2 separate regions of the Mus musculus genome follow, and region 1 is linked to region 2. The links are chromatin loops, found by intact Hi-C in ENCODE. Cell type or tissue: heart. All regions are shown on one strand. Each heading gives the region's core, and the rest is flanking DNA. Links, peaks and the distances in the headings are about the cores only. Region 1 overlaps Iqcg (IQ motif containing G). Region 2 has its middle 19 kb from the start of Gm41447.

Evidence for each region. A loop is a pair of places that touch in the nucleus more often than their neighbours do. Peaks named below come from ENCODE experiments on the same cell type or tissue, not always from the same donor. Only the 100,000 strongest peaks of a DNase experiment are listed, where the experiment ranks them.
Region 1: it touches region 2 in a loop (7-fold over the local background); 20 of 42 quality-filtered maps call a loop at or near these places.

The regions. Positions count from the first base shown.
Region 1 is chr16:33,015,601-33,032,041 of GRCm38, reverse strand. Iqcg (IQ motif containing G) reads left to right here. Exons shown (of 11, transcript NM_178378.3): 7 at 1,106-1,267; 8 at 2,953-3,027; 9 at 11,397-11,528; 10 at 12,500-12,601; 11 at 14,979-16,441. The coding sequence ends at 15,104. It overlaps Lrch3 (leucine-rich repeats and calponin homology (CH) domain containing 3), which reads right to left. Exons shown (of 21, transcript NM_001081255.1): 21 at 16,013-16,441. Among named protein-coding and RNA genes, the nearest start is that of Iqcg, 32 kb to the left of the region's middle. In heart, for the core only: no CTCF peak of the experiment used is centred there; a DNase peak (open chromatin) is centred at 8,071.
Region 2 is chr16:33,148,710-33,165,150 of GRCm38, reverse strand. No RefSeq gene overlaps it. Among named protein-coding and RNA genes, the nearest start is that of Gm41447, 19 kb to the right of the region's middle. In heart, for the core only: a CTCF peak has its summit at 9,940 (motif pointing right); no DNase peak of the experiment used is centred there.

The DNA of each region.
Region 1 (16,441 bases), core at 4,619-12,618, 130 kb after region 2:
GTGAGTAGAGTCACTCACTAGCTACTAATATTCTGGTTTTTGGAAGGTGAAACCTAGGCCTTAACTAACTTGGCCAATTTCATACAACTGGTGAGTCTGTGGGAAGTCGGGACTTGGGATCACCTTTGACCATTGCTCTTTCTACTAAAGTGAGACCATAATGGCAAATCTGTGGCAAATACTGACTACCAAAGAAGGTTCTGGAAAGACTCGGTCTGTATTTGCTAGTTTGCCTGCTTGCTTCCTCCCTCCCTCCCTTCCTCTTCTCCTTCCTTCCTTCCTCCCACATTTATTTATTATCCTGCGTGGGAGAACATGTGTGGAGGTCAAAGGAGAACTTGAGGGACCCAGCTCTCTTACTCTATCATGTGGGTTCCAAGGGTCACTCTCAGATCCTAAGACTTGGTGGCAAGTGATCCACTGAGCCATCTGGCCAGCACTCTGCATTGTTTTGAGACAGGGTCTCCTGTAGCCTGGGCTGGCTTTGAGCCGCTAAGGATGTAGCTAAGGATGACCTTGGACTTGATCATCCTGCCTTCCTTTTCCCAAGCTTATGCTTGGCCCTAAGGCTCAATTTTCTTCTCTCTCTCTCTCTTTCTTTCATTTGTTTTTTTGTTTGTTTGTTTTTTCTAGACAAGGTTTCTCTGTGTAGCCCTGGCTGTCCTGGAACTCACTTTGTAGACCAGGCTGGCCTCGAACTCAGAAATCCGCCTGCCTTTGCCTCCCGAGTGCTGGGATTAAAGGCGTGGCCACCACTGCCCGGCTTTCTTTATTTCTTTTAAAGATTCATTTATTATTATATCTAAGTACACTGTAGCTGTCTTCAGAAACACCAGAAGAGGGTGTCAGATTTCATTAAGGATGGTTGTGAGCCACCATGTGGTTGCTGGGATTTGAACTCAGGACCTTCGGAAGAGCAGTCAGTGTTCTTAACCGCTGAGCCATCTCTCCAGCCCTTGATGGCTAATCCTAACACAGCTGAGAAGGGGGAAACCTCAGTTGAGACATTTACTCCATCAGATCAGCCTGTAGGTACGCCTTCAGGAATTCTTGATTTATAAGTTTGATGAATTTTAAGTTCAGAAACCTGGCCTTCTCTCTGCAGAACGGGAATGAATACATTGCTCACCTCAGGGACCAGCTACAAGAGATGAAGGCGAAAACCAACTTGGAGAATCTTTATATGAAAAGAAATGCTGAGCTGCAGATTTCCCAGACCCAGAAGAAATGTAACCGAGCAGAAGAACTCTTGCTGGAGGAGATTGAGGTAACTTGTGCTACATTAGGCTGTCTGGGGATGGAGCTCAGTGACAGATTCTGGTCCAACTTCGAGTATCAAGAAACAGCAGAACAAGCCAGGCGTGGTGGCGCATGCCTTTAATCCCAGCGCTGGGGTGGCAGAGGCAGGCGGATTTCTGAGCTCGAGGCCAGCCTGGTCTACAGAGTGAGTTCCAGGACAGCCAGGGCTACACAGAGAAAAACCAAAAACAAAAAACAAAAAACAAAAAAAAAGAAAGAAAGAAAAAAAGAAAAGAATCAGCAGAACAAAAGAAAAACTCGGGTAGATAGATGATTTGATGATGTCATGTGGGCTGTTACTTTTTTAAAAAGTAATTTATCTTGGACTGGAGAGATGAATCAGCTGTTAAGAGTATGCATTTCGGGCTGGTGAGATGGCTCAGTGGGTAAGAGCACCCGACTGCTCTTCTGAAGGTCCTGAGTTCAAGGCCCAGCAACCACATGGTGGCTCACAACCATCCTTAAGGAGATCTGACTGGTGTATCTGAAGACAGCTGCAGTGTACTTACATATAATAAATAAATATGAAAAAAAAAAGAGTATGCATTTCTCTCAGAGGACCCGAGTTCGGTTCCCAGCACTCCTGTTGGGAGGTTCACAACATCTTGTAACTCCAGTTCCATAATTTAAAATTATGTGTGAATATGCCCACGAAGACAGGAGGCATTGTGTCCCACAGAGCTGGAGTTACAAGATGCTTTTGAGCCACCCACCTGGGTGCTGGGAGCCAAAGTTAAGTCCTCTAACAAGAGCAGCATGCATTCCTAACCGCAGTTTGCTCCCACCTCAGTGAGGTGTCAGCTATGATAATGTGCCAGCAAAACAGAACAAAACAACCAAACCAAAACAACCAAAACACAAACAAACAAACACGAGGAAGAGGGAGATTAAGGTTTTCCCAGAGGTCAAACATGAATAACTAACTGGGGTCTTACATACTTGTGAGTAGAGCCTTTAGTTGCTATGCCTCCTGCTTCCCGGTGGGTGTGCGGGAGAAGCCCGCTGTGAAGCTCCCCTCCCCATGAGCTCTCCAGCCACCCAACCCCTCTGCTTCCCCATGCCCCCCTCTTTCTTCTTCCGGTGGGCCACAGACTCACTTTGTAGTGCAGGACTGGCTTTAAACTGATCCACCTGCCTCAGCTTCCAGAGTTGTGGGGTTCCAGGGGCTCTGACTGAATGGTTTACCACACACACTTTTTTTTTTTTAAGATTTATTTATTTATTATATAAGTACACTGTAGCTGTCTTCAGACACCGCAGAAGAGGGCGTCAGATTCCATTACTGATGGTTGTGAGGCACCATGTGGTTGCTGGGAATTGAACTTAGGACCTCTGGAAGAGCGGTCAGTGCTCTTAACCACTGAGCCATCTCTCCAGCCCTGACCACATGCTTCTTGAATGCTGTAATTTCCTTCTCTGGGCTGAGAATCTTGAAGCTTTGTTTCCAGATGATGGGACTGTGGTGGCTTTTTCTGGGGCCCTTATGTGTATAATGGAGTGCCAGCCCATGGCTCTGTGGTGAGAGTTGAGTGGAGCCACACAATAGCTCTGTCAGGAAGCCTTGGCATTCCTGGGGTCTGGGCTGCACCCATCATCCGGGCACTGTGGATCTCAGCTTTGCCGTGTAGAGAGCTTGGTGTTGGTGTATTACAGAAACTGAGGATGAAAACTGAAGAGGAGAACCGGGTTCACACGGAGATCGAAATGTTTCTTAAAAAACAGCAGCAGGTGAGTCGCCCAGGAGTTTGATTCCTCAATTGTAAGACCCCACTTACAACCCACTTATGGCACTGGAGAGACGGCTCAGAGGTTAAGAGCACCGGCTGCTCTTGCAGGGGATCTGGGTTCAGTTCCCAGCACCCACATGGCAGCTCGCAATTATAACTCCTGGGGGGACTCTTCTGGCCTTCAGGGGCACTGGGTGTACATGGTGCGCATACACACATACAGGCAAACACCATATACATAGAATAAGGTAAAGAGATCTTTAAAAAAAATCCACTTACACATTTCTGAAAAAAAGCAATGCTTTTGTATTTAAGGACAGTGGTGTCTCACGATGTCATCTGGTTGGCCCATAGTTCACTAGGATTCAATATCTCTGCCTCTCAAGTGCTTGGTTAAAGGTAGATGCCACTAAACTTAGCTGCAACTTTAAAAAAATCTTTTTTTTTTAAAGATTTATTTATTTATTATATGTAAGTACACTGTAGCTGTCTTCAGACACTCCAGAAGAGGGAGTCAGATCTTGTTACAGATGGTTGTGAGCCACCATGTGGTTGCTGGGATTTGAACTCCGGACCTTCGGAAGAGCAGTCGGGTGCTCTTACCCATTGAGCCATCTCACCAGCCCTAAAAAAATCTTTTAATGGGCTAAAGAGTTGGCTCAGCAGGCAGAATGTTTGCTGTATAATCATTGGACCTGAGATGGACCTTAAAGCTCACAAAAAACAAAAAACAAAAAACAAAAAACAAAAAACAAAAAAAACCCAGGCTTGGGATTACATGGGTAATCCCAACTTCAACGTGATGGTGGAAAGGTCAGATCTCTGGGGCTTGCCGTCTGGCTGGTGATAGTGAGAGATCTTGTCTCTGAAAACACAGTGAGGTGCTACAGAGACAGCCTAGTGCCTCAGAGCGCTTATTACTCTGCAGAGGACTGGGTGGCTCACTACTGCCTGTAACTTCAGTTCCAGGGAATTGGATACCCTCTTCTTGCCTTCACAGGACTCCTGCACATGGTACACCTGCATACAGTCTCACACACACACACACAACACACACACACACACAGAATAAATAAATGAATAAATTTAAAAGAAGGTAAAACAGCTACACATGAGTGCATCTGCACACACACAGACACATAGGCATTCACATATACAAATCTACTTATACAATACAGAAGAGAGAAGAATAAATATTAAACAAATAAATAAAAGATTAAAAAAAACGGTCCTTTGAGGCAGGTTCTGCTCAGCCTCTCCTCTCTTCTCCTCTCCTCTCCTCTCCTCTCCTCTCCTCTCCTCTCCTCTCCTCTCCTCTCCTCTCCTCTCCTCTCCTCTCCTCTCCTCCCCTCCCCTCCCCTCCCCTCCCCCCTCCTCCCTCCCCTCCCCTTCCCTTCCCTTTTCTTTTTTTTTTCCTTTTGAGGCAATGTCTTACCATGTGCCTTGGATTGGAACTCTCTATGTAAACCAGGCTGGCCTTGAACTCACACAGGTCCACCTGCTTCTGCCTCCTGAGTGCTGGGATTCCAGGCCATCATGCTCAGCCCAAAATCCATTTAGTAAACAAGGAAAAAGCAGCCATACTGTGAGGCCAATGAATGTGCTGCCACAGTCTCTTACAGCTTGCCCATCTGAATGTGTACACAGCTCTAACTTTCAGGAAGATATTTTTTTTTCCTTCAACCTTTTAAATTTTGTTTGTATAAAAAACATTTTGTAGCCGAGCATGGTGGCACACACACCTTTAATCCCAGCACTTGGGAGGCAGAGGCAGGCAGTTTTCTGAGTTCAAGGCCAGCCTGGTCTACAAAGTGAGTTCCAGGACAGCCAGGGCTATACAGAGAAACTCTGTCTCGAAAAAAAACAAAAACCAAAAACCAAACAACAAAAAAACCCATTTTGTTTGTTCTTACATTGCTTCATAGCCATAATGTGAAAATATTTTGATTTTGCCTCTTCCTGTGGTATTGTGGATTGAGCCCAAGGCCCCACCCAGGTCTGCCAGGCAAGCAATCTATTACTGAGCTATGTTCCCAGCCATATATATATATATATTTGCCATTTTTTTAAATTATAAAAATAACATGCTCGGGCTGGAGAGATGGCCCATGGTTAAGAGCACTGACTGTTCTTCCAGAGGTCCTGAGTTCAAATCTCAGCAACCACATGGTGGCTCACAACCATCTGTAATGAGATCTGATGCCCAATTCTGCTGTGTCTGAAGACAGTTACAGTGTACTTACAATAAATAAATAAATAAATAAATAAATAAATAAATAACATGCTCAGTTGAGGAAGGTTTTAGATTATCAATTGCCTTCTCATTTTGTTCATGTTCTTACAGTCTCTTCTCAAAATAACTTAGATCTCTATGCAAGTTAGAACATTTGCTGAGAAGCACTGAGCACATGGGTGTTAGCTAGACAGATTAGGATGCAAGGCGTGCGGGCTGCATCTGGGACACAGGCAAGCTGGCTGCACATGCGGGATTTCCTGTGGGTGCCGTGCGTCCGGTGGTGAGGCTGATAGCTTGCTTGACTAGACCTAGTAGCTGCCTCCCTCCATTTGACGAGGTGGAGGTACCAGGGCTTCCCTCCTGTGATGTGGAGGTGAGAATGCAAAGCCTTGGGGACAGCCTGCTTGGGATGAATTTATTCACTCATCACCAGACACATCCTAACCAGAAGACAACCAGCAGGCACACCAGTCTGAGGACACTGAAGAGCACATGGGGACGGGACATCACTATGCTGTATAAAGAACATCTGTGTTCCACAGGAGAGGGGTGGGTGACTCCCATTTCCAACCCAGGGGACCTGCTTGGTCTGAGAGTAACCAGGCATTAACCTCAGTGATCCCTTAGGACCTGCTGGAACTTAGGGTCCTTATCCTTTCTGCTCCTCTCAAGATGTCCTGGGAAGAGCTAAGCCTTTGACTTTGGGAGTCTCTCCAGCATCCTTGTGAGGCCCTCAGTATCATGCCAGTTGGTGAGAGAGTCGGGTCTTTCTTGTCCAGGTGGTAAATCTGCTCCTTCAGATTCATCCATTATCAACGTCAGCTAGGTAGCACACTGTGGCAACCTGGCAGAGCTAATGGAACAAGCCCTTCCCTGAAGGCTATCCATGCTGGTGGTAGTCAGGAAGCAAAGAGTGAGTGAGCTGGTGGAGAGTGCGAGAAATGTCTCTGTACTTGACCGCATTCCTATGGGGGCCAGGTGTGACCTCCGGGGCATCCTTAAGGTAGGTCCTGACTTCCATGGGAATGGTCCAACCCTGAAAAACCACTTGGTGGCTGACAACGAAGATAAGGTGGTCATGAAGCCAGGAGACCTATGGAGTCTGGAGTGACTTAGACACTGGCTTCTTGAGAGCATTAACTCTGAGTTGACAGTGACTCATGGGGACCCACAGAACAAACCTGTAGCCAGCCCCGGGTCACAGCAGGATTGAGGCAGTCAGATGACAAGTGGAGTCTTTTTTTTTTTTTTTTAAGATTTATTTATTTATTATATGTAAGTACACTGTAGCTGTCTTCAGACACTCCAGAAGAGGGAGTCAGATCCTGTTACAAATGGTTGTGAGCCACCATGTGGTTGCTGGGACCCGAACTTCAGACCTTCGGAAGAGCGGTCGGGTGCTCTTACCCACTGAGCCACCTCACCAGCCCAACAAGTGGAGTCTTAACTTCAGTCACTGCTGCTGTGGGTTTTCGAGTTCTATGGAGCCGAACTGTGGCTACTTCCCAAAGTACTGAGTATATACAGTGGGGAAGACATATTCGGGACAGGTACAAATGTAGGAGCGCCTGGAACTTTCCAACTCCACTGAAAATTAAACCACAGGCTTGCTGTGACCCTGATGACACTGCATAGGTAAGCGCCGCCTTCCAACACCTGACTGAAGCACAGGGCCTTAGATTTGCTGCTTGGTCTGTGCAGAAGCTGCCTGGCCCTTGCACAGTCACGGGGACTGTTGTAACTCCAGCTGCTGCTGCTATTCATAGACTTTGTTGATACACATCTGCAATACAGCTGCTAATCGCTAAACCAATTCGAAAGCTGCTTGCTTTCACCAGCAGGGCCATGTGTGCCTCCTCCTTCCTATACGGGGGCTGCCGATCCTCCAGCTGTCATGTCATGGTCTACAGAGGCATCTGCTTTGACACTCCATATCAGATCTCCTGTTGCATTAATGACACCAGGCTGCTATGCAAGTATGGCAAGTGACTTACAAAGACATCTGTGAATTAGAGCGTGGGATCAGCTTCATTCCTAGTGCCAATTGTGTGTGATTAAAATCCATTTAAATAACACAAATCACACTATCAATTTAAACAGACTTTAACAAAAGGATCATGAGCTATTAATATGGGACAGATTACCAAGAAGGGATAAAGAGAGCTCTGAAGGCTAGCACAGGGCTGACTGCCAGGATCCGAGAAAGGAACCAAGGAGGTGGAAGGAAAGTCTTTCCCATGACTAAGATTCAGGCTCATTAGAGAAAGTGCGTGGTTTCCTGGATGCCAAGAGGTGCTGGGGTTTTGTTTGTTTGTTTGTTGTTGTTTGTTTGTTTTGGATTTTTTTGGATATTGTTCTAATTATGTAGCTCAAGGTGTTCTCTGACTCATCTTGATCCTCCTGCCTCAGCCTCCTGCCTCTTGAGTGCTGGAATTATAGGAGTGTGCACTTAAATGTTTGTCTCCTCCTCCTCCTCCCTTCTGCCCCTTCTCTTCCTCCCTCTCTCCTTTCCTCCTTCTTCAGTCAGATGAATACTCGGTTGTAGAAGGTGGACTTTTTTTATTCATTGAGATTATCTTCCCCTTTAATATGTGGAAGTAAAACAGGGTAGATTTGCTATTGTGTTCTTTACATTCTTGGAGTTAATCTTACCTCGTCATAATGGATATAATGTTGCAGTTGTTAGTTAAATGTTTTGGTCAATGAGTGCCACTGGGTGTCACACAGCTCTAGCAGTGTGACCAGGGAGCCAGAGCACAGTGAGCCTACAGACCTCCTGCCGTGTCCTCTAGCGCCCTCTGCTGACGAAGCTTAGTATTTTGCTAGGTGGCCAAAGGAAACACTTCCAGTCATGCCCAGCCATGCTGAATGAACCTGGAGCTGAGAGGCAGTGACTGGTACCTGACTCAGTGGGATGTTTACCCTGTAGATCACTGGTGAGCACATTTTATCATGTGAAGGAGTTTCTTGTCCAAGTATTCATTTATTTTTGGTGGTGGTGGGAGGACAGCATCTCATAACATAGCCCTGGCTGACCTGGAACTCATCACAGAGACAAAGCTGGCCCCAAACTCAAAGAATTTAGAGTCACCTTCTCAGTGCCAGGATAAAGGTGTGTCGCCACACCCAGCTGAGATGAATTATTTTCATCCATCAATATGATTTTTTGATGATATATTTTTCTCCTCTGTCTATAAAGTAAAATACACTTACTTAAGTTTATTTATTTGACAGTTTGTTTATGTGTATGTGTTTATATCTGCCACATGGAAGCCAGTGGAATATGCCAGAGGGGCTAGAGTTACAGGTGGTTGTGACCGCTCAAACTCAGCAAGACCAGGATAGGCTCCTAACCATTGAGCCATCCCTCCAGTCTCTGTAGAGTTACAGACTGTACTAATCTACCCACTAATGTTGAGTCATCTTTCATTTCCTAAAAGTCTACCTGGGGATGGTACGGTGTTAATAAACCACTAGGGCTGATATACTTTGATTTTTTTTTTTTTTTTTTTTTGGTTTTTCGAGACAGGGTTTCTCTGTATAGCCCTGGCTGTCCTGGAGCTCACTTTGTAGACCAGGCTGGCCTCGAACTCAGAAATACGCCTGCCTCTGCCTCCCGAGTGCTGGGATTAAAGGCGTGCGCCACCACGCCCGGCTATACTTTGATTTTTATATCTCTTTGTTTTCTGGGGCTATTTTTTTTTTTTTTTTTTTTTTGTGTTGCTTCCAAAGTTCACTGGCTTGGCTGCATGGCTTGAAAACAATTCCATTTTACTATGATCCGAAACCCAAAAGAGAAATAGAATAAAACTGTATGTGTTGTTTGAAGTGTAGTAAAATCCAAGCCATCTTGACTGGATATCTCTCTCTCTTGTCTTGATGTGTTTGCAGGAGATGTCATATTTATTTATTTTCTGGAGTGTCATATTTTAAAAGAGAAACATTATCTGCCTAGAATGATATTCAGCTCTTCATTTACCAGATCTTTCAGAGTCATGTTTTGTAACATGTCTTCGTAGGAAAGATTCCATTTTGTTTCAGTTTTTTGGTCTCCTGCTTCTGCCCCCAGCGCTGGGTTACCACATGCTCCACCATACCTAATCTTCTGTATTTTACTATTGAATGCTCCTGGACTTTAGGACTTACATATTTCTGGTTTTCACTAGTAGCTGTTGAGACTTATTTTTGAATTATGTATGTGTCTCTGTGTGGGCATGTGGGCATGTGGGCATGAGTGCAGGTACCCAGGAGGTCAGAGATGGCTTTAGACTCCCGGAGCTGCGGTTACAGGCTGCTGAGCCTGTGTGGACATGGGTGTTGGGAACTGAAACAGGTCCTTTGCAAGAGGACAACAGTGCCATCTCTTGAGCTCAATGGCAACCTTTAAATTTGTTGTTGTTTTGTTTTCTAAGTCAGGGTTTCTCTGTGTAGCCCTGGCTGTCCTGGAACTTGCTCTGTAGGCCAGGCTGGCCTTGAACTTATAGATCTGTCTGCCTCTGCCTTCTGAGTGCTGGGATCATAGGCGTGCGCCACCACTCACCCTGCTGTAACCTTTAAATTTTTTATATAGGGGCTGGAGAGATGGCTCAATGGTTAAGAGCACTGACTGCTCTTCCAGAGGTCCTGAGTTTAATTCCCAGCAACCACATGGTGGCTCACAACCATCTATAATGGGATCTGATGCCCTCTTCTGGTGTCTTCTGGTGTATAGCTACAGTGTACTCATAAATAACAAATAAATAAATCTTAAAAAAAAATAATCGTATGCTGGGCAGTGATGGTGCACGCCTTTGATCCCAGCACTTGGGAGGCAGAGGCAGGTGGATTTCTTAGTTCAAGGCCAGCCTGGTCTACAGAGTGAGTTCCAGGACAGCCAGGAATACATAGAGAAACCCTATCTTAGAAAAAAAAATTCTTTTTTATACATGTCTAGGTTTTACTGTCTCTCTCTTAGGTGTAGAATTAATCATTATGCATATCCTGTTGCTTTTATTAAAACTCTTATTTACTGCCCCCCCCTTTCCAATATCCTGTGTTGAAACCAATTTTATACAATTGTCAGTCCATTAGCCTACCACTATTACACTACACTGTGCTGTGCTGTGTGTGGAGATTGTTGTATCTCTAGCCACTAGTGGAGAGAGCTAGGGGACTAAAGAATTCAAGTAAACTTGAGTGCCAGACTTGAACCTTGGCGATCTGCCTTCAGGGCCCAGGCTCCTCCCAGTAGTCCTGGTGCCTCCTGAGGGACTGTCATGAGAATCACACTTCACTGTTTTTTTTTTTTTTTTTTTCCTTTGTTACACGCCATTTATTTTCCCTTGCAAACGGACATCTTCAAGTAACTTTCATAGACTGAATCTCATCATCTTTCTCTCCTATTTGAAACTTTGGCTGGTATCTTAGATTCATATCTATTTTCACTTAGAAATTTGAAGACTCCTCTCCCCTCAGTCAAGGTATCTTATATCTCAGGCTGGACTAGAATTTGCTATGGGGCTAACATTGGCTTTGAACTCCTGATCCTCCTGCTTCTACTAGAGGTATGGGCAGCCATGTCTAGTTTTATGTGGTGCAGACCATCAAACCCAGGGCTTCATGCATGCCAGGCCAGGATCCCAGCAGAACTATCCCAGCCCACATTTCTATCTTTTTGGATGAGTGTTCAGTATTTGTTGTGCCAGGGAAATGTTAGTGATCTCCCAAAACACACACAGAAGCCAATCTGATGCAACTTACAGCAGGGTCTTTATTCTATTCAAGCTAGCTCGCCTCTCCTAACAGCTACCAGTTGCCATTAGCTTCTCAGCTAGGCGAGGGGCTTCTTGCCCACCTCTATACGCTATCCTGGGATTTTGAGTTTAAAGTGTCTTGTACATGTTGTCATATGCTTTGAGTTTACAGGTGCCTCTCCTCCTTTAAAAATGGAGTGGCTTACACCCAGAAAAGTACACCAACCAGACACAAAGAACACGGCAGCATCTGGGCTGGCCACCCTCGGTTCCTCACCAAGTCTGTTGTGATCAGATCTCTGTAGGAAAATTTGCTTGGTCTAGCTTGCTCTAACTGGCATCCTGCGGTCCTGTTATTTTATATCTGGTGGGAACCATGTCTTAATGTGTTTTTCCAAGTAGAAACTTGAGGAGAAGCTAGAGTTCTGGATGGAGAAATTTGACAAAGACACAGAAGCAAAGCAGAACGAGTTAAATGCTCTCAAGGCTGCCAAGGCCAGTGACCTGGTACACCTGCAAGACCTGGCAAAGATGGTAAGGGGTGGCAGGGTGACTGGGATATGAGTGGGAGTGAGGGAGTCTGGGAAGACAGTTTTAGTCAAAAGCAGAGTAAACCACCAGAGTAAACGTGGTTCTTTACTGATGACAATGACCGAGTGAGTGCGTACGGCATTGGTGCTGGAATGATTCTATTGCAAGCACACTTTTATTTTTTGAGACCGAGTCTTTGTAGTTCAGGTTACCCTGGAACTTACTATGTAGTGATCTTCCTATCTCAGCCTTCCGCATGCTGAGATCACAGAAGTGATCAGGCCAGAGACTTTTCTTAAGTTCTAGGTAGAAATTATTTAAAACTCCTTCAGAGAGATGCTGCATTAAACAAAAGACAATTTTATGATCTTTAAAGACAATTTATATGTTGGTTTCTAAAAATTTGACGTCATCATTGGGTTGATGTTGAAGTTCCTAAATTTCTAGTTTAAAACATGGCTATTTGCATATGTATATCTATTAAAGTTTTAAAAGTATTATGTGGAGGATACCAATGTGTGTGTGTGTGTGAGAGAGAGAGAGAGAGAGAGAGAGAGAGATATTTTTTGTTGTTGTTTTGTTTTTTTGTTTTTTTCAAGCCAGGGTTTCTCTGTATAGCCCTGGCTGTCCTGGAACTCACTTTGTAGACCAGGCTGGCCTGGAACTCAAAAATCCGTCTGTCTCTGCCTTCCAAGTGCTGGGATTAAAGGTGTGCGCCACCACTGCCCGGCTTGAATTGTTTAAATTGAAAAAAAAAAAAGTTGAGGAATATTTATATAATGTGAATACATTATTACAGTGGAAATTAGTGGAAATCCAGCAGGATTTTGTTTGTTTGTTTGAGACATACACTTGCTGTGTGGCGAGATTGAGTTTGAACTTTGGTCAGTCTCCCGTCTCTGTCTAGAGTTACGGGCACGCAGGGCTGGCTGGGCTGTGGCCTGCCCTGCTCCTGTGTCCGTGTCCTTGTGCAGATCCGGGAGTACGAGCAGGTCATTATTGAGGACCGGATAGAAAAGGAGAAGACCCGGAAGAAGCTGGAGCAGGATGACCTGGAGCTGAGGAGCATCGTGAAGGTAGGACACTCAGGCCTGGAGGCAGCGGTGGAGGGTGGGGTCCCGGAGGGTGGGGTCCCGGCACCGGCTGGGGTCCCGCAGCAGGTGGGTGAGGACGTGCTTAGAGTCCACAGTGCAGGGAAACAAGGAAAAGAGCAAGCCTGCCTCCTGGTCTGGGGAGGACGGGAGCAGTGGAAGGAATCCTCTGTCCAGACACTGGATCCGAGGTCACGCCTAACCCAAGGGGAGGCAGCTGTGCAGGCAGGGCATTTCTAAATGCTCTGCACGGCTCGACACCCTGGTGTGAGTCAGCCCTGGCTGTGTGATGCTTTCCAATAGAAGTTGCTTATAAAAAGTGAAAGGGACAAAGCAAGTTAGAAGAAAAAAAAATATATATGTGTGTGTGTGTGTGTGAGAGAGAGAGACAGAGAGAGAGAGAGAGAGAGAGAGAGAGAGAGAGAGAGAGAGAGAGGAGAGAGAGAGAGAGAGAGAGAGAGAGAGAGGAGATTTTTCTCCAGAGCCCTGACTGCCCTGGGACTCACTGTGTTGTCTGCAGTGCCCTTTTCTCCTCAGCCTCCTGGCTATTGGGATTATAGCAATCAAGCCTGTGTGAGCTAGTGAACTACCTCATAAAAGTTTTCTGTGAACTTGCAGATATCAACAATGACAGCATGATCAGGTCCAGATTCTGGAAACTACTTTTAGGATTCATTTTGACTTTGAATTATGACCATGTCTGTGTGTCTGTGTGTGGGTGTGTGCACTTGACCATGTCTGTGTGTCTGTGTGTGGGTGTGTGCACTTGACCATGTCTGTGTGTCTGTGTGTGGGTGTGTGCACTTGACCATGTCTGTGTGTCTGTGTGTGGGTGTGTGCACTTGACCATGTCTGTGTGTCTGTGTGTGCACTTGACCATGTCTGTGTGTCTGTGTGTCTGTGTGTGCACTTGACCATGTCTGTGTGTCTGTGTGTCTGTGTGTGCACTTGACCATGTCTGTGTGTCTGTGTGTGGGTGTGTGCACTTGACCATGTCTGTGTGTCTGTGTGTGGGTGTGTGCACTTGACCATGTCTGTGTGTCTGTGTGTGGGTGTGTGCACTTGAGTCCCGGAGAGGCATCAGCTTCCTTGGAGCTGGAGTTACAGATGGTTGTGAACTTCCAGATGTGCATGTTGGGAAACTTACTCAAGACATCTGCAAGAGCAGTATGTCATCTCTCCAGCCCTGGGAAAACCAGTTTTAAAGCAAACAAATGCAATGCAAATATAGCAGCTGGTTTTTAAAAAAAACCAAACAAACCAAAAAAACCCCAACCAACCACCTCTGCCTGGGCATCGTTCAAGAGCTCTGGCAGGAGCAGATCTGAGATATAGAGTGGGAGGCAGAGTGGGAGGCAAGTTCTGCCTGTGAACTCAACTGCCTAACTGTTGGAATGACAGGTGTACACCGTGACACAAGGCCATGTTCTGCTGTTTTTGATACTGGAGATCAAGCCCACAGCGTTGGTTTTTAGTGTGGTTATTACTCTCAGCCACAACCACAAGTCCAAAATTAGAACTTTAAAGGACTTTTAGGACCAGGTATCGAAACATCTTTGGCTATGCATGGTGGAAGAGCACGCCTTTAATCCTAGGACTTGGGAGGCAGGTGGATCTCTTTGAGTTTGAGGCTAGTCTGGTCTACAGAGGGAGTTCTGGGACAGCCAGGGGTACACAGAGAAACCCTATTTCAAAAAAAGAAAGAAAGAAAAGAAAGAAAAAAACTCAAACCCAAAACCCAAACCAACCAACCAACCAAAAATACAAAGTAAGGGAGACTCACTCACTCACCTTTGATCTTACTATTAGGAAAATCTGGTGTTTAATTAGTAAATGTTGATCAAGCTTCTGTTTTCCATTTGTCAAGATTCAATTTTGAGTGGAGAGCTAACCGTAGACCTTCTGTTCTCAGCAGTGGATCCCTGTGCTCTCAGTAGGCTAGTCTGATTTTATAATCTAGACAAGAACAGTTGCATTAAACTGACAGAGACATTCAAGGAGCTGTCTGAATCCTACCTGCTTAGCAGCTCCTTAAGGATGTGTGATGCACTGTCAACCACTGAGACTTGTTGGTTCGTCCCTGACTGGGCACAGGAGACAGACATTCACTCCTTTTGTGTCCAGTGACTGTGAGGTGTGAGATGTTTACCAAGGGAGCAAGAACTACACAGAGGTTGAGGGTCTTAGTCTGAAGGAAGACTTGGCCTAGCACACTTCACTTTCAGGTAGCTGTACTGACAGCAGCCTGGCCACGTCCATACCCCATGTTCCTGAGACACAAGTGACTGTTGGTTCTCTCCTCTGTAGAAAGATGAGTGCTGTTGAGCACACAGAGATGAATTCCCCTGCTTCTTTCTTCCAGCTCCAGGCCTGGTGGCGAGGGTCAGTGGTCCGGAAGGAAATTGGCAATTTCAAAATGCCCAAGAAAGATAAAGATGACAGCAAAGACTCGAAAGGCAAGGAGAAGGAGAAGAGGAGAAAGAAGTAACCAGTTTCTGCTGAGCCTTCTCAGGCCTCGAGACACTGGGGGTGCTGACCCAGCGCCCACCTCCTGGCTCACAGACCTAGGGAGTTCTCACTGTCTGATACTCTAGTTTTCACACCCCAGTGAGGGCTATCACATGGCTGTAGGACCTCTTCAGACGGGACTGTGGGGAGCCAAGTTGAGTAGCTGTGTGAGCATCCTTCTTCTCGCTCCAGAAAGCAGCTAACTGGCTCATAGTTAAGTCGTAAAAACTCCTGACACATCTGACTCTGACTTTATGCCATATGATTAAAGTGAAAAACTATTATAAGCAAAAGTGAATTCTCACCTAGCATCATGTGCACGCACATGTAGTTAATAAACATTGGCTCTGCCTGTCTTGCAGGGCGACCATTAGTCTAGGGTTGGTGGTGTTGGGGGACAGCACATAAAACACCTCTTACATAAGCAGTTCCAGTGACTTTTCTGGGGACAGATAGGGATGGAAGCATCTGATACAAGATGGAAATGGCATGTAGATACACAGTCCTCCAGGGGTAAAGAATGGGGCACGGGTTCTCCAGAGGCTAGTTTAGAGATACACTTGTCAAAGGAGACACAACTATGTCCATCATCTGGATTTTAAGACGTAAAGAAACCAACCAAACCAACCAACCAACCAACCAACCAACCAACCAACCAGTGTATATGTGGGCCCAGGCTTGGAAACGTGTGCATGCCACAGTGTGCAGGGGGTGGAGTCAGAGGACAGGTTCCAAGAATTGTTTCCTTCTAATGTATCTCTTTGTACTATTTGGGTCTCAGATATCAAACTCAAGTCATTGGACTTGGCAGCAAGCCCCTTTTCCTGCTGAGCCATTTCATTGGCCCTCAACTGTGGTTTTTTTTTTTCCCCTGAGAGAAATGTTACCTTAATGTGTCTCACATATTTCATGAATATAAAATTTAAACTTTTTGATGCAGGGTCTCATGTGGCCCAGGTTGGTTTCAAATTCACTACGTAGTCTAGTGGCCTTGAACCTCATGTTGTGCCTCCTAAGTGCTAGAACTACAGGGGCGAGTGACCATACCTGGTTTATGCAGCGTTGGGAATGGAACTTGGACTCCATGCATGCTAGTAGGCACACTTCTGACTGTACTCCAGCCCCAGCCTGAGTGGAGCCTTCTCATCCACTGCCTACGCAGGCCAGCCTGCTATCTGTACCTCTTTAAGAAAGAGACTGTGAGCCTCAAAGGTTCAGTGAGCCAGATAAATGGCCTTTCCATGACTGGTCTCTGGCAAGAAAACCATGCTTTAGGCTGGAACAATTTAAAGTGTTTATTACATGCTACTGGAGTAT
Region 2 (16,441 bases), core at 5,714-13,713:
TTTTTTGTTTTTTTGTTTTTGAGACAGGGTTTCTCTGTATAGCCCTGGCTGTCCTGGAACTCACTCTGTAGACCAGGCTGGCCTCAAACTCAGAAATCCACCTGCCTCTGCCTCTGCTTCCCGAGTGCTGGGATTAAAGGCGTGCGCCACCAGGCCTGGCCTGTCACTTGTTCTTGTAGGAAATGAAGGGGCGCTGAGACAGTGTCCTAGGTATTCCCACTGCCGTGATAAAAGCCATGACCAAAAGCAACTTTGGGAAAGGGTTTCTTTGGCTTACAGGTCACAGCCCATCTTCACGGTTGCCAAGGCAATAGAAAAGACTGGAGAGGGATGCTTCTTAGTGGTTTTCTCCTATGGCTTGCTCAGCCTGTTTTCTTTAATTGATTTTTTTTTTCCTTTTTGAATGTGTGTTTATGAGTGTTTTGTCTTCATGTATGTGCACCATGCACTTGCCTGGTACCTACAGAGGTCAGTTCCCTTGAGACTGGAGTTATGGCTGTCTGGCTGTAAGCTACCATGTGAATGCTAGGAACTGAGCACAGGTCGCTTGCAAGAGTAACAAGTTTTCTTAACCACTGGACCATCTCTCCAACCCTTAGGTTGGCTTTTGTTTTTTTGGTTTGTTTTTTTTTTAACTGTCCATGACCACCTGCCCAGAGGTTGTGCTGTCCTTAGTGGGCTGGGCCCTTCCACATCAATCCTTAATCAAGAAAATGCCTTACAGATTTGTCTACAAGCAATCTGATGAAGGCATTTTCTCAAATGGGGTTCCTCTTCCCAGGTAATTTTAGCCCGTGTCAAGTAGACATAGAACTAACCAGGACGGCCAGGGTCTCGCTGCACAGTGCAGGCTGGCCTTGGAGTTTCCAAGCTCCCTTCTTGGCTTCCTGAATACTGGGAATACAGGCTTGCATTACCACACCCAGACTTCTCCATATTCTTAGTGAGTCACGCTCTTTTCCTTCCTTCCTTCCTTCCTTCCTTCCTTCCTTCCTTCCTTCCTTCCTTCCTTCCTTCCTTCCTTCCTTCCCTCCCTCCCTCTCTCTCTCTCTTTCTTTCTTTTTTCCCCAGGTTTTCGAGACAGGGTTTCCCTGTATAGCCCTGGCTGTCCTGGAACTCACTCTGTAGACCAGGCTGGCCTCGAACTCAGAAATCCACCTGCCTCTGCCTCCCAAGTGCTGGGATTAAAGGCATTTGCCACCACGCCCGGCTCGAATGAGTCACACTTTTACTGTCCTCCTTGGTTTAGTCCTAGAGATGATCAATATGCACTGTGACTCAGTAAGATGGGGAGAAGAGCCACCGTGGGGAATCTCTCAGTGAGCCATGCTCTGGCTCTGAATTCTTTCTGGAGTGCCTGCCACACACACATGCTTCCTGCAGTTCTGTTTAACTTTGTACAAGCCGTCCCTTTTTGAGAATAGCCTGTGCATGCTATAGTACCTTCAAGGTCATCAGGTTACAGTGCCAATTCCCACAGCCACAGACAGGTTCTGGGGGGGGGGGGGACACTATCCAGGCCGAAATGTTGTCAATCAGGTGTTCTGGGGCATCGATTAGTTGCCCCAACCACTGCACGGCCTCGTTTCAGGGTACTGTGTTGCAACTTCAGCACTCAAGGACGAAGCTCTCATCACTCTCCTTGCCTGGGCCAACAGCCAGGGTTTGAGGCTGTGCCAGGAGAGGGTTTGGGAGCAAGGCAGATTATCCTGGGAGCAGACATCTGATTTTGCACCCCAGGACAGGAATAGACCTACTACTCCCTACTCCCCCGACCTCTGATTTTGAGTAAGGAATTAAAGTCACAGTAAATATGCTTGCACTATGGTTTGTAGTTTAAAATGACATGTTCTTACTCCCAAGAGCCCACTGTCTTATGCATTTACAACAACTCTCTCCAGTTGTTCTTAGGATTCTCGTTTTAACAGATAAGAAAAACAGAAGTTCAGAAATGAATGATTTTTTTCTTTTCTGGCTTGTGTTTGCAGCTCCCTATTAGAGAACAGGTCTAACATGTCTTGGTTTCTCCTGTTCATCTGTATAAAATAACCCTGCCTCCTGTTCATCTGTATATAATAACCCTGCCTCCTGTTCATCTGTATATAATAACCCTGCCTCCTGTTCATCTGTATAAAATAACCCTGCCTCCTGTTCATCTGTATACAATAACCCTGCCTCCTGTTCATCTGTATATAAAACCAACCAACCAAAAAAAGAGCTGTCTTGTTTATTTGTTACTTATTGTATATGGGTGTTTTGATACACGTGTGTCTGTGTTATGTGTATACCTGGTGCCTGAGGAAGTCATAAGAGGCTGCCCGATCCCCTGGAACTGGAGTTACAGACAGTCGTGAGCTGCCATGTAGGTGCTGGGACTCAACCCAAATTCTCTGAAGGAGCAGCCAGTGCTCCTAACCACTGAGCCACCTCTCCAGCCCCTGAGCTGTCTTTAGATTTTAATTTACTTATTTGTTTGTTTGTTTGTTTTATAGACAGAGCCTCTGGTATCCCCAGCTGATCCCAATAATTTTGTTCTAACCTTGAACTGCTTGAGCCTCTTGCCTCCACCTCCCAACTGCTGTGTCACAGGTTTTCACCAGGCACTGAGATCAAATAGCACACACAAGCCAGGGCTCTTGGTGTTTGTTAGGCAAACACTGCCCACCAAGTTTTTTTCTTTTTCTTTTTTTAAAATTTTTTTCAAAGATTTATTTATTTCACTTTTATGTGTACCCTGTATCTGACTTCAGACACACCAGAAGAGGGCGTCAGATCCCATTACAGACGGTTGTGAGCCACCATGTGGTTGCTGGGAATTGAACTCAGAACCTCTGGAAGAGCAGTCAGTGCTCTTAACCACTGAGCCATCTCTCCAGCCCTCCTTTTCTTTTTCCTTTTTTCTTTATTTTTCCCACTACATAGCCCTGACCAGCTTTGAATTTGTGCCTATCCTCCACCTCAGCCTCCCGAGTACTGGATTACAGGTGTGTGGCATTGTGCCTGGTGTGGATGGTGACATTAATACTTGTCACAGAATACCATTCAGCCGGAGAAGCCTGGGTCTCTCACTCAGTCTTGTTTCCTGGTGTAGACAAGTCAATGCTAACAGTGAGCGCTGTGTCTTCTTCAGCTCCAGGGACTGACCTGACTTGGAGCAATGAGGGTATGACAGACAAAGACACATGGACAAAAAACAGGGACAGGGACCAACGGACTTCCTGATAGAGAAATCATAGCACCCTGGAAACTTAGAGTGTTCACTACACATCTGAACAAAAAAGCAGGGTCACTGTTTACAGATGAACAGGAGGCAGGGTTATTATATACAGATGAATGGGAGGCAGGGTTATATACAGATCAACAGGAGGAAGGGTTATTACATACATCTGAACAGGTGACAGGGTTATATACAGATGAATGGGAATCAGGGTTATTAGACACTGATGAGCAAGCAGGCAGACTTAACTAACAGCCGTGGGAGCTGGAGAGCAATCCACAGGCTATAAATGTAGAGGGAGACATAATAGGTATTTTCTGCACACTATCAACATTTACACTCGGGCCAAAGGAAGGCTTTGCCACTGCCCTCTGAGCCTCTCACCCCGCAGGAGGTATGTGGATCTGAAGCGAGGGTCCTTGACACGGCTGTACTCATGTCAAGCAATATACACATCCACTTGGCTTCATTCACTCAGGGATACCTCTGCTCTCACACCTGAAGTTGTTGCCCAATAGTTTAAATGTGACATCATCCTTTGTTTTTGCAAATCCTTCAAGTCTATCTGTGTGGTGATTTGAATATGCTTGGCCCATAGGAAATAGCACTGTTAGGGGTGGGGCCTTGTTGGAGGAAGTTCATCACTGTGAGTGTGGGCAAGCAAAGGCAGCATGAGACAGCACAGGTCACAGGGCAGGGCAGGACCAGTGTGACAGTGAGGTGGTGCCTTGAAGAGAGGAGCCTTAAGTAAACAAATCTCAGATGATAAGTAAGGCTTTGGTTGTGAGGTATGGTTATGAGGTAGCCGGAAAAGGGCTATGCACATGGAAGACAGTGGGAAACCAGCATCAGCTAGAGCTTGAAGAGAACAGCATTGGGGGTACAAATCCCAACACTGGAGCTCCCAGCAGAGGTGTGGCGAGGAGGCTGAGTGGAGGTCCTTGGGGGTCATGGGTTTCTAAGATCCGCCTTCCTCTCTTTGAACAAGAATCACCAGTGAGAATGGGGTTCTATAGTTGTTTTTAAATGACAGTTGAAAAGGTGAGCTCCTCTGGGGAGAGAGGAGGACCTGTTACCACAGACAAACGGCGTTTTCCTCCAATGAGCTCCTGGGCCACCTAGCTCTGCCTAGAGTAGCAGCCGAGGAACAGGAATTTATGTGGATTGGTGTGGGCTTGCTCTGAGGCCATTAGACCATGGTAAGAGTATAGAGCACAAATGTGAACTCCTAGGTCCCAAGCACTTTCCAGCTTCAGCTGTCTGTCTCAATCCTCCCCCAAACTACCTACACTCTAGCCCCTCCTCCAAGTCTGTGTGGGTGCTTCTCTTCTCCAAGGTAAACCAAATACCAAGACTTCTCCCCCAGAGAGGTCTCCTTGACTGACCTCCTGTGTCATCCAGTCAGTTCCATCAGACTGACCCCTATAGATGGGCCTCATTAGTCATCCCCTCCTCCTGATTCACAAAGCCAGTCCCTCACAGTTCCTCACTCCCTACCCTGGCATGCTGTCCTCTTCTTACCAACAAGACTCATGTGGTTTCATGTAGAGAAAATATCATGGGTCTGTATGGATGTGGGGCCTGTTGTCGTGGTTTGAATACTTGGCCCAGGGAGTGGCACTATTTGGAGGTGTGGCCTTGTTGGAACAGGTGTGTCTCTGTGGGCTTGAGCTTTAAGACCTTCATCCTAACTACCTGTAAGTCAGTCTTCTACTAGCAGCCTTCAGATAAAGATGTAGAACTCAGCTCCTCCTGCACCATGCCTGCCTAGATGCTGCCATATTGCTACCTTGATGATAATGGACTGAACCTTTGAACCTGTAAGCCAGCCCCAATTAAATGTCCTTATAAGAGTTGCCTTGAAACCGGGCGTGGTGGCGCATGCCTTTAATCCCAGCATTTGGGAGGCAGAGGCAGGCGGATTTCTGAGTTCAAGGCCAGCCTCGTCTACAGAGTGAGTTCCAGGACAGCCAGGGCTACACAGAAAAACCCTGTCTCGAAAAAACAAAAACAAAACCAACCAAACAAACAAACAAACAAAAGAGTTGCCTTGGTCATGGTGTCTCTTCACAGCAGTAAAATCCTAAGACAGGTGTCCATAATAAATTTGATGGCCTATAGCTTAGGCAGGAAATAGGAGGTGGAACATCCTGTAGGCAGAAAGGATTCTGGGAGAGTGTCAGGCATGGAAGATCACCCAAGACTGACGCATGGTACCTGAGCACAGGTAACCAGCCAGGTGGCAGAATGTAGATTAGAATAATTGGGTTATTTTATGATCTAGTCAGGGAAGGGCCTAGCTATATGGCCAAGGTATTTATAATATATGTTGAGTCTGAGTCTTATTCCTGGGATGGGCGGGGAGGAAGAACCACCTGAGTCAGCAGTTTCACTTCTATGCCTATGCATACAAGATCCTCCCTTCTCCCATTCAGACTCTGGAAAGTTCTCAATTGCTCTTTAATACCCAGTGGTAGCAGCCTCTGTGAGTCATGCTGGCTCTCCCTTGACTCCATTCTCTAGGCCTGTCTTCTAACTGTCCATGTTTATAAGACATTTTGTTTCTTTTTGTTGTGTCCCTTATTGTCCTACCTGTCACCACATCACTCCTGGTATGCTTGGTTCACCGACTAGATTGTGACGTCCAGGAAGATAATGACCTGCCATACACCAATGAAACAGTGTATGTTAAGGCAGGCTGAGGCTGGGTGAGCCCTGACCCCAGATAAGCTGAGGTGACCCCTCATCCCAGGGAACAGCCATGTCCTAGACACATTCCCATCCCTCCACCACACAGACTCCAGCACTTTGAGATCAATGCAGCCTGTAGGAGATGGTTTTCCATCCCGAGTCCTGCGCCCCTGCATCAGTGCTTGGCTGTGTGAATGATCAGGATCGTGTGTGTGTGTGTGTGTGTGTGTGTGTGTGTGGGCATGCATCCCGGAGGCTAACATCGAGCATGCATCCCCGAGGCTAACAGCGCAGTACAGTACGAGGCCTCGTTTCCTAAGCATTTGAGGAGAATCCTTTAATCCTCTTTTAGAGACTGTACATAGATACAGGGTTTTTTTAAAAAAAGAACATGGCTAAGTAAATTTTTGGAAAGTCTGGAAATTATGCGCTGTCTTAGACACGTGTACATTAGCATAGAAGCCTGGTGCTAAAGCTGTTGTTCATGCAGCACAAGGGAATACACTGGAGAGCACTCCTGGGCTGAACAGATGGTTTGAAGGCCAATGATAAGAGCGAAGTTTGCAACACCCCCCACCCCCCACCCCCAGACGCGGTACAAACGCGTGGCCTTCTGTCCAAACACTTCCCCTTCTAGAACCTTAGATTCCTCATTTCAGAGTTGAAAGAATCAAAAGCTCCCATCTAAGGACCCGGCGCACAGCTCAGACTTGAGTGTTCACGGCTCACGTGTGAGGCCCTGGGTTCTACCCTCCTCGCTGATTCTAAGCGGCACGATTGGATCGGTATTTCTTTTTTTTGCGGGGGGGGGGGGGGTTCGAGACAGGGTTTCTCTGTGTAGCCCTGGCTGTCCTGGAACTTACTCTGTAGACCGCTGGCCTTGAACTCAGAAATCTGCCTGCCTCTGCCTCCCAAGTGCTGGGATCAAAGGCGTGTGCCACCTCACCCGGCTGGCTCTGCATTTCTAATGTCTGCCTAATCCCCCTTTTCTGTCCAGCTGGAGCAGATGGTCGGTCCCGGCTTTGGCTCCTTTGCTGGGGCTTTTAGCTTTCAGAATTCCACGAGAAGTGCTTAATGTGGTCTCGCCGCCCGCCACCCCTCCCGCCCAGAGCCAGCTGGACAGAAGCTTGCTCTCCTGTTACACAGAGCTATGCCCTTCCAGTGGTTGGGCAGGAGGCTTCCTGGGCTATGTCAACCCCACAACCTTAGTCTGCTGAAGCTCGATGCTCTTCCCTCTCCTCATCTGCCAGGGGTGAACCCAGAACTCTAACCTCAGCCTTGGGAGGTAGAGCTTGGCAGGGAACTGAAGGCCTGGTGGCTGGAAGGGATGGCTCAGTGGTTAAGACCATGAAGTCCTCTCTCAGAGAACCCGGATTCAGTCCCCAGCACCTAGATGGTGGCTCAGAGCCATCTGTAACTCTAGTTCCAGGGGAGCTGATGCCATTTCTGGGCTCTGCAGGCAACAGGCACTCAAGTGGTGCACATATATTTATGCAAGCAAGCATTCATATGCATAAAATAAAAATAAATAAAACTCTCTCTTTTTTTAAAAAAATATTGTCATTGTTAGGGTTTTACTGCTGTGAAGAGACACCATGACCAAGGCAACTCTTATAAAAGACAACATTTAAATGGGACTGGCTTACAGGTTCAGAGGTTCAGTCCACTATCATCAAGGGGGAAGCATAGCAACATCCAGGCTGGCATGGTACAGGAGGAGCTGAGAGTTCTACATCTCCAAGTGAAGGCTGCTAGTGGAAGACTGGCTTCCAGGCAGTTAGAATGAGGGTCTTAAAGCCCACACCCACAGTGACACTCCTACTCCAACAAGGCCACACCTACTCCAACAGAGCTACACATTCCAATAGTGCCACTCCCGGGGCCAAGCATATACAGACCATAACAAGTACCATATCTCAAATTGTCCAAAGAAACATTGGGTTGTAAAGTAAAATTCTGAGTAAAGGAAACTGGTATGGTGGGGAAGGTTGCTATTATCGGCCAGGACCATGAAAGCCCCAGACACCCACACAGAGAAAAGCAAAGCCCGAAGTCCCAGGGTCCTGGGAGAAGATGCTCCAAGCTCCATTCCTTTAAAGTGTTGCTCTGGTCCGTGGTGGCGCATGCCTTTAATCCCAGCACTTGGGAGGCAGAGGCAGGCAGATTTCTGAGTTTGAGGCCAGCCTGGTCTACAGAGTGAGTTCCAGGACAGTCAGGGCTACACAGAGAAACCCTATCTCAAAAAAAAAAATGTGTAGCTGTGGTGCAGTGAGGTGCCTAATGACAAGAATTCAACCCTTGGGACCCACGTGGTGGATGGAGAGAGCCAACGCCTGAAAGTTGTCCTCTGACCTCTACACACAGGCTATTGCACGTGTGTTCACCCATGCATACACACACATGTGATAAATTAACATAATATAAAGAAAGCACCTCTGCCTCAAGTCAGATTTTCGGATCTGGAGTTCACGTGGATGGGTTGGCTGAGTGGCATTTCCCACTGATAGAGCCTGGGAAGGGGACCCCATGGCTCCACAGTGGCCGCTGCTTAGGACCCACGTGACAAGCAGGAGCTCTCTGCTTTCCTGACCTGAAATATTACAGAGAATCGTTGTGCTCCACGTCCTGCTCACGGCTTCACGGTACTGACAGACTGTGTGTAGACAGAGTGACATGAGGACACCACTGGCCCAAGGGATGGTTGAGGAGGCATGTAGTGAAGATATGAGGGAGAGGACCACCAGAGGTTTCTAAGTCCAGAACAGAGAAACTAGTAGACTAGATATGGCCAGTCAATCGAACAGGGTCACGAGAAAAGAGGGGTTGGGGAGGAAGTAAAAGAAGAGAGAGAGAGGCAAGAGAGACTGTACTGGCTGGTTGTGTGTCAACTTGACACAGCTGGAGTTATCACAGAGAAAGGAGCTTCAGTTGGGGAAATGCCTCCAAGAGATCCAACTGTAAGGCATTTCTCAATTAGTGATCAAGGGGAGATCCCCTTGTGGGTGGTGCCATCTCTGGGCTGGTAGTCTTGGTTCTATAAGAGAGCAGGCTGAGCAAGCCAGGGGAAGCAAGCCAGTAAAGAACATCCCTCCATGGCCTCTGCATCAGCTCCTGCTTCCTGACCTGCCTGAGTTCCAGTCCTGATTTCCTTTGGTGATGAACAGCAGTATGGAAGTGTAAGCTGAATAAACCCTTTCCTCTCCAACTTGCTTTTTGGTCATGATGTTTGTGCAGGAATAGAAACCCTGACTAAGACAGAAACCAAGAGAACCAAGAGCACAAAAGGACGCAAAACTGAAATGGCAGGGTTATGTGGGGATGTGAAGTTGGGGTAGGGAAACCCAAGAGCGAGGAGTTTAGGGAAGGGGGCGGGGTAAGAAGAGCTGAGAGAAGCCTGGATGCCAGCACGGACTCTGGAACAGGCACTCACAATGCAGTGAGAGCCTGGGGGCCAGCATGCTCTTCCATATGCCAATAGGCACCATTTGTCCTGGGCTTCATTCAGACCTAACAAAGATGTGTACAGAACAGCTGGCATAGGAGCCTTGCAGACAGTGGGATCTTTGTTTGTTTATGGTTTTGCTTCCCCCCCCACCCCACCCCACCCCACCAGACAGGGTTTCTCTGTGTAGCCCTGGCTGCCCAGGAACTCACTCTGTAGACCAGGCTGGCCTCAGACTTAGAGATCCACCTGCCTCTGCCTCTTGAGTGCTAGGGTTAAAGGTGTGTGCTAACCATACTCAGCTTCTTCTCTCCGCCCCCCCCCGCCCCCAATCAACAGGTAACTCAATCGCTGAGCACAACAACTAGCATCCTAGTTTGTAAGCCATTCTAAGTTAAATCCTCCGGTAGCAGATCCCTGAACGGATCTACCACCTGAACTGGGGGTCTCAGCTGCCTACATCTTGACCTCCACCTGTCCCCATCCAAAAGCCAATACTCATACTCAGCTCCTTGATAATGTATTTATTTTTTATGTATGGCTGTTTTGCCTACATATATGTCTGTGTACCACACGTGCTCTTTGTACCCAAAAAATCCAGCAGAGGGCATCAGATTCACTGGACCTGGAGTTAAATAGGGTTGTGAGCTACCTTTTCCGTGCTGGGTTTAGAACCAGATTCTCTGTAAGAACAGTGTTCTTAACTGTTGAGCCCCTATCTATTGATTTTTTTTTAAAGTAGGAGAATGTGTTTGTGTCTTCTCATACATTATTGAAAGTTCCCTAAACAGCGGCTGCAGACAGAGGGAGTCATACAAAAATAGATTGCATGGAGATAGCACCGGACGGAGAGGTTTACAGGCTATGGGTGGGTGTGTTTGGTTTTTCCTGCAGCTTCTTTTTTTTTTTTTTTTTTTTTTTCGAGACAGGGTTTCTCTGTATAGCCCTGGCTGTCCTGGAACTCACTCTGTAGACCAGGCTGGCTTCAAACTCAGAAATCCGCCTGTCTCTGCCTCCCAAGTGCTGGAATTAAAGGCGTGCGCCACCACGCCAGGCCTGCAGCTTCATCTTGTGCTGCTGTGCTTGTGAGACACGGCTGGCTGAAGTCTGGCTACCCTGCTCAGAAGTGACCTGACTAAAACAGGAGCAGCTTGGCCTGTCTGCCAGCTCCCTGCCTGCCCTAGGGAAAGGCCGCATCAGGATGCAGGGCTTAGAGGAATGGGCAGGTGCACGGACTCCAGAGGAGGTGTCCCTGTTAAGAGTCCCATCTGCCACTCCTCTGCCACAACAGGGCTCTTCCTTGGGTGAGCAGGGTGGGCAGCCTGGATGCTCTGCGGCCAGCCGGGAGACTCCTGAGAATCCCTGCAGACATGGGAAAGAATGATTCACACAAGGAGGAACCAGGAAACACCCAGAAGCAGGGATGTGACCCCTTCCCTCAGGTGCCCCCAGCCCAAGGCTGTGTCCATATAATTGCACCTGACCACTTCAGAAGGTGGTTGTGGCCTGCGATATGGCTCAGTGGTGATCTGAGCTCATCTCTAGGACCCACGTGGTAGAAGAGAACGGATACCTATGAGTTGTTCTGACTTACACGCAGTGCACACGGGCATGCAAACTCGAATGTGAACACATGATATAGTAAAATGAAGGAGGTGATGAAAGATGACCTGCATCCTCAGTAACAGACTCACAGGCACTCACTGCATAAATATTCGGATTATTAATTTGTTAGAGGGCATGCGTCTTGGTTCCAGAAAACAGGAAGCCCAGACAAAGGGATCTTTTGAGGCTCAGTTCTCACCTCAAGTTCCTTTCCTGACACCTCTCCACCGTGGACGAGGTGGGGACAGGAGGATCAGGAGTCCAAGGTCAGTTCCAGGCTAGTTCTCACTGCATGAGACTCAGCTTCAAAGCTTAGCTGCAGGAAGGGTCAGCAATTCAAATCAACAAAACCCCAAAAGCAGTCAACACAGCAAACACAGACAGGCAGTCAACACAGCAAACACAGACAGGCAGTCAACACAGCAAACACAGACAGGCAGTCAACACAGCAAACACAGACAGGCAGTCAACACAGCAAACACAGACAGGCAGTCAACACAGCAAACACAGACAGGCAGTCAACACAGCAAACACAGACAGGCAGTCAACACAGCAAACACAGACAGGCTTTCTGGCCTCTGTCCTATGAAAGGGCAGAGGGTACCCAGAAGCGTCCTTGTCAACAGCTTTTCTCCAGAGACAATTCCCCAGAAATCTTTTTTTTTTTTTTTTTTTAAATTGGCTGACATTCTCTGGCTGTCAACAAAATTCAGCTAAAATTGGCTGAAGGGAAAAGGGAGAGTCTTTAGAAGTCTCTGTAATGGTGTTATCTCATGGAACTCAAAGGCAGTCACATGACACAGCTGTTGGATGTACCTAGAACAGAACCACAGAGCCACCAGGTTGCTGCCCTGCTTGCCTGAGGGCTCTACTCCCCCCTTACCACCACCACTACCACTGTTGATGAATTTTCCTGAGAGTGATGGCTATGTTCTCAAGTAGTTCAAAGTTATGGCTGTCTAACCTACAATTCCCAATGCCCAGCTTTCCACCCCGTGCCAGTGAGCTCCTTGTGGGCAGGAAAACCTGAAACCAGTGTTCTGTGGCCACCAGAGGCCGTGCAAGCAAAGCATACTTGCTAAGATGGATCTACACAGGGTATCTATCTGTGCTGTCTAAGGAAGCAGAAGATGACCAAGTGTGATCTACCCAAGAGACATGAATCGTGACTGAGCAGGGACAAAACAGAACATCCTTGCTTCTGGGTGATACACACAGACAGAACGAGGGGCTTGAGGGGTAGGGTGGGCAGAGAGCACTCTGCAGTTGGGTACCTGGGGAATGAAGAACAGGATAGTGCCGTATAAAACAGCAAGAGAGGGGAGGGCAGCCCATTCTACCTCCCCAGGACAGAACCTCTAATTGCTCCTTCCTCTTGTTCATTCCAAAGTCCTATATTTCCCATCTGCATGCCTTACTAAACAGAAGTGGGTTTAGGCTTTGTTGTTTACTTATTTATTTAGTGTGTGTGTGTGTGTGTGTGTGTGTGTAGACAGAATAGGTGAATTCATGACCCGGTTCTCAGGGCATCAGGACTACATAGCAAGTGCTTTTACCTGCTGAGCCATCTCTCCAGCCCCCCACTAAGATGTGTTTTTTAAGTGGCTCTTCCCTCTGCGGCAAGAACAACAGGGTGGCACTCAACCTCTGTGACCCTGCCTCCATCTCCACAGCTCTCCTCTATGTGACCTTCCTGCATCCCTATTTAAAAAATGTTTGCCCCAAGGCAATGTTATATTTTTATTAAGGTGTTTCGTATTTACTTACTTACTTGCTGTGTATGTAAGACTGAGTGTGGGAGCTTGTGCTGGGTCCCAAGAACACTTGCAGGAGTCAGATCTTGACTTTCACCCTGTGTGTGAGGAACTCAGGACACCAGGCTTGCTGCATGCATTGTTACCCCCAAGCCACCTCAAGATCATGCTTTACTTGCTGAGCCTCTTGTGGGAGGGGTGCACATGTGTTCATGTGTGTACAAGCACCCACCATGTTTATCTACTGAGCCTTATCCCCAACCCTTTGAGCTCCTTATTAAAAAAAAAAACAAAAAAAAAACAGTGATTATATCAGACTCACTCAGATAATGGAGAAAAATATCATATCTGAAAAACCTTCACCCGAGTCGGGAATACAGCTCAATGGTTTATCTAATGCCGAACCCGTGTGAGACTTTGGGCGCCAGGCACCAAACAGGTTCACAGGTCCCAAGATTAGGGCATGGACGTCTTTTGTCATCATTATCCCTCTCATCTCCCAAGCTGTGTCTGCCAGCTTGGAGACCTCCTTGCCTGCCGCATCCCCAGCGCCAGCACAGAGTGCTGGTCCCACACGAAGCTCAAGGAACATTTGTGAAGTTGACGAGGGAGGAATAGTAAAACAGATCAACTGAAAAGCGTATCCTCTCAGCTTTCGCTTCTTGTTTTCACTCTGGGGTTGTTTTTTTGGTTGCTCTATCTTAAGATCTACAAGGACCAGAAGGACCTCCTCTCTTGTGCAATCTGTTCTCCCAACTGGCCCGGAATTTCAAAAGGAACACAGCCTATCATCTGAGGCTGGGAAGAACTCTAGGCTGCAAGGAAAAAAAAAAAATTAAATGCACCGTCTGTCTGCAACCTACAGTAGCAGCTTTCATAGTTGTTTAAAACAAAACAAAGAACCTTGCACTCTGTGCAGCTGCAGCACTGGCCATGGACCCAAAGGAAGGACCAAGAAGCCAGTGAGGTGTCTGCAGGGTCCTCCATGGCTGCTGGAGGTGGTGTCCCGATGGATGACAAGCTGATGGCTGGAGGTCACTATGGCTGCAGAGGGAGACCCTGTGTAGTAGGAATTTTGATTTCTTTAAAAACCCAGAAATCTTATAGGGATATATGTTTTTGTTTTAATCCTAGGTATCAGATGTGGGACTGCTTTATTTTTATTTTTATTTTTTTTTAATTTATTTATTATATGTAAGTACATTGTAGCTGTCTTCAGACACACCAGAAGAGGGAGTCAGATCTCATTACGGGTGGTTGTGAGCCACCATGTGGTTGCTGGGATTTGAACTCTGGACCTTCGGAAGAGCAGTCGGGTGCTCTAACCCACTGAGCCATCTCACCAGCCCCCGTGGGACTGCTTTAGATGGTCCACGGCTGTAGATTTTATGATCTGCCTCGTGCTCTAACAGGGGCTTTTTTTTTTTTTTTTTTCCATCTGCAAATAGTTTCTGCAAATGTAGGATATGACATTTGGAATTCTGGGAACTCTTGAGAAAGTATCAAAATGCTACAGCCCTGGGGGGCGCGGGGGGGGGGGGCGGGGTTCTTCCTCCTGCTGCTCCTTCTGCTTGTGGTTGCTGGTATCCCGACTACAGAGATCATACTTGCCCACAATCAGCAGGAAGTAGTCTAACAATATTGATGCCCTCTTTCCCCTCTAACATCTCTCTCTCCTACCTAGTGCTTGGGCGGGGGGCTGTTGCAAGGGATAAGGTAGCAAGGGAACCCATAAAGTCGCCATACCCTGACTTCATCCCACCCATTAGCAGCCAGTGGGAAGTGGCAATGCCTATGAAGATGACACCAGCTCTGTCACCAAGATCTGACTGTACAAGTCCAACCCTGCAGGGTCCAAACTGTAGGGCCAGCTGGTGCCCACTTCTGCCCACTGGGCCCAGGCACTGAGAGTGCTATAAAGTTGCTCCCCAGTGAGGTCTGGCCAGTGTATCTATCCACCGTTCCCATCACACAAGCATCTAATCCCAGAAACTGTTGGACAAGTGACTCTTACCCAGGATCCTTCAGCGTGGTGAACAGCAAGCTTACAGGGATGGCTCCCGTCATTAGTCTGTCCCAGTACGTCCCTGGACCCTGGGGTGCAGAGGCCTTTGCTATGATGGAAAGAAGCCACGGAGTCAAATGCTCTTATCCATCCTGTCTGTCTTCACAGTACAAGAACTCTCTCTCTATGCCGTGCCCCCTTCTCTATCTGTCAGATTTAACTAAGACTGAATTATTAAAATGCAGCTGGAAGACATATTACTTTGTATTAAGAATGAATAAATCAAGATGGGCGTGGTGGCACACGCCTTTAATCCCAGCAGAGGAGGCAGAGGCAGGCGGATTTCTGAGTTCGAGGCCAGCCTGGTCTACAGAATGAGTTCCAGGACAGCCAGGGCTATACAGAGAAACCCTGTCTCAAAAAAACCAAAAAAAAAATTAAAAAAAAAGAACGAATAAATCAATAAGCCACAAACATCCCTAACACAGATGGAATGCTGGGGTGGCGGCAGGACAGTTTGGTAATTCCTGCAAGTTAAACTTAGAACTACCATAAGACATAGGCATTCCAGTCTTCATATATACAGTGTCTAAGATAATTTAAAACAGACTGAAGCATGTTTGTATTGTTCACAATAACCAGAAAGCGGAAGAACTCACATGTCCATCAGTAGAGCCAGCGGATGGAGGGATAAAAGTTGCATATATAACGGGATATTATGCAGCTGAGGCAGGAGAAATGCCACAAGTATAAGGCCAGCCTGAGTTACGTAGTGAGACTTTGTGTCAAAAAAATTAAAAACTAGGGGTTGGAAGGGGGCCCAGCAGGTGAAGTGTTTGTTGTTGTACAAGCTTAGGATCTGAGTTTGGATCCCCAGCTCTGTGAAAAAAGCTGGCCATGATGGTTTTTGCCGGTAACCTCAGAGCTGGGGTAGGGGTAGTGTGTGAGGTAGTGTGTGAGGTGGTGTGTGAGGGCTTGTCGCTCATCCAGACCAGCCACAAAGCCAAGCTTCTGATTCAATAGGAGACTCTCACAAATAAGGCAGAGCATGATAGAAGGAAAGCCCCACATTGGCCTCTGACTTCCACATTCGCGCACACACATACACACAACACACACACAACCAAATAACAAGACAGAATGCCCAAGGTCCTCACAACACTCGTTAAGTGAAACAAACCAGACACAAAACAACAGATATTCTGAATATCTAGCATATGCAAGCTCATTGAAACAGAAAGCAGCTTACAGGTCTGCAGGAGCTGCAGGGAGAGGGGAATGAACCGGAGTTCTTGCTGCAGGGTCCAGAGCTGTTGTTTGGATAGTGAGAGGATTATGGGTAGTAGCGATGGTTAACACCATGCTGAATTTAGTCAGTGACCCTGAACTAAAGTCTTAGATATGCCAAGAGTGGCAAACTTTGTTTTGTTTAGAACAATTTTTTTCCAAGTTTTTAGGGATTTACTTTTAATTATACATGTGTGTGTGAGGGGTATGTTTAAGTAAATGTAGGTGTTCTCGGAGGCCAGAGGATCTCCTCAGGCTGGTGTTACAAGATGTTATGACTTCCCCAACATGGGTCCTGGGAACTGAATTCTCGTCCCATGCAAGAGCAGCAAGTACTCTTAACTGCTGAGCCATCTCTCCAGACTCCTATAACAATTTTTTAATAGTTAAATAAATAAATAAATAAATAAATAAATAAATAAATAAATAAATAAAATTAT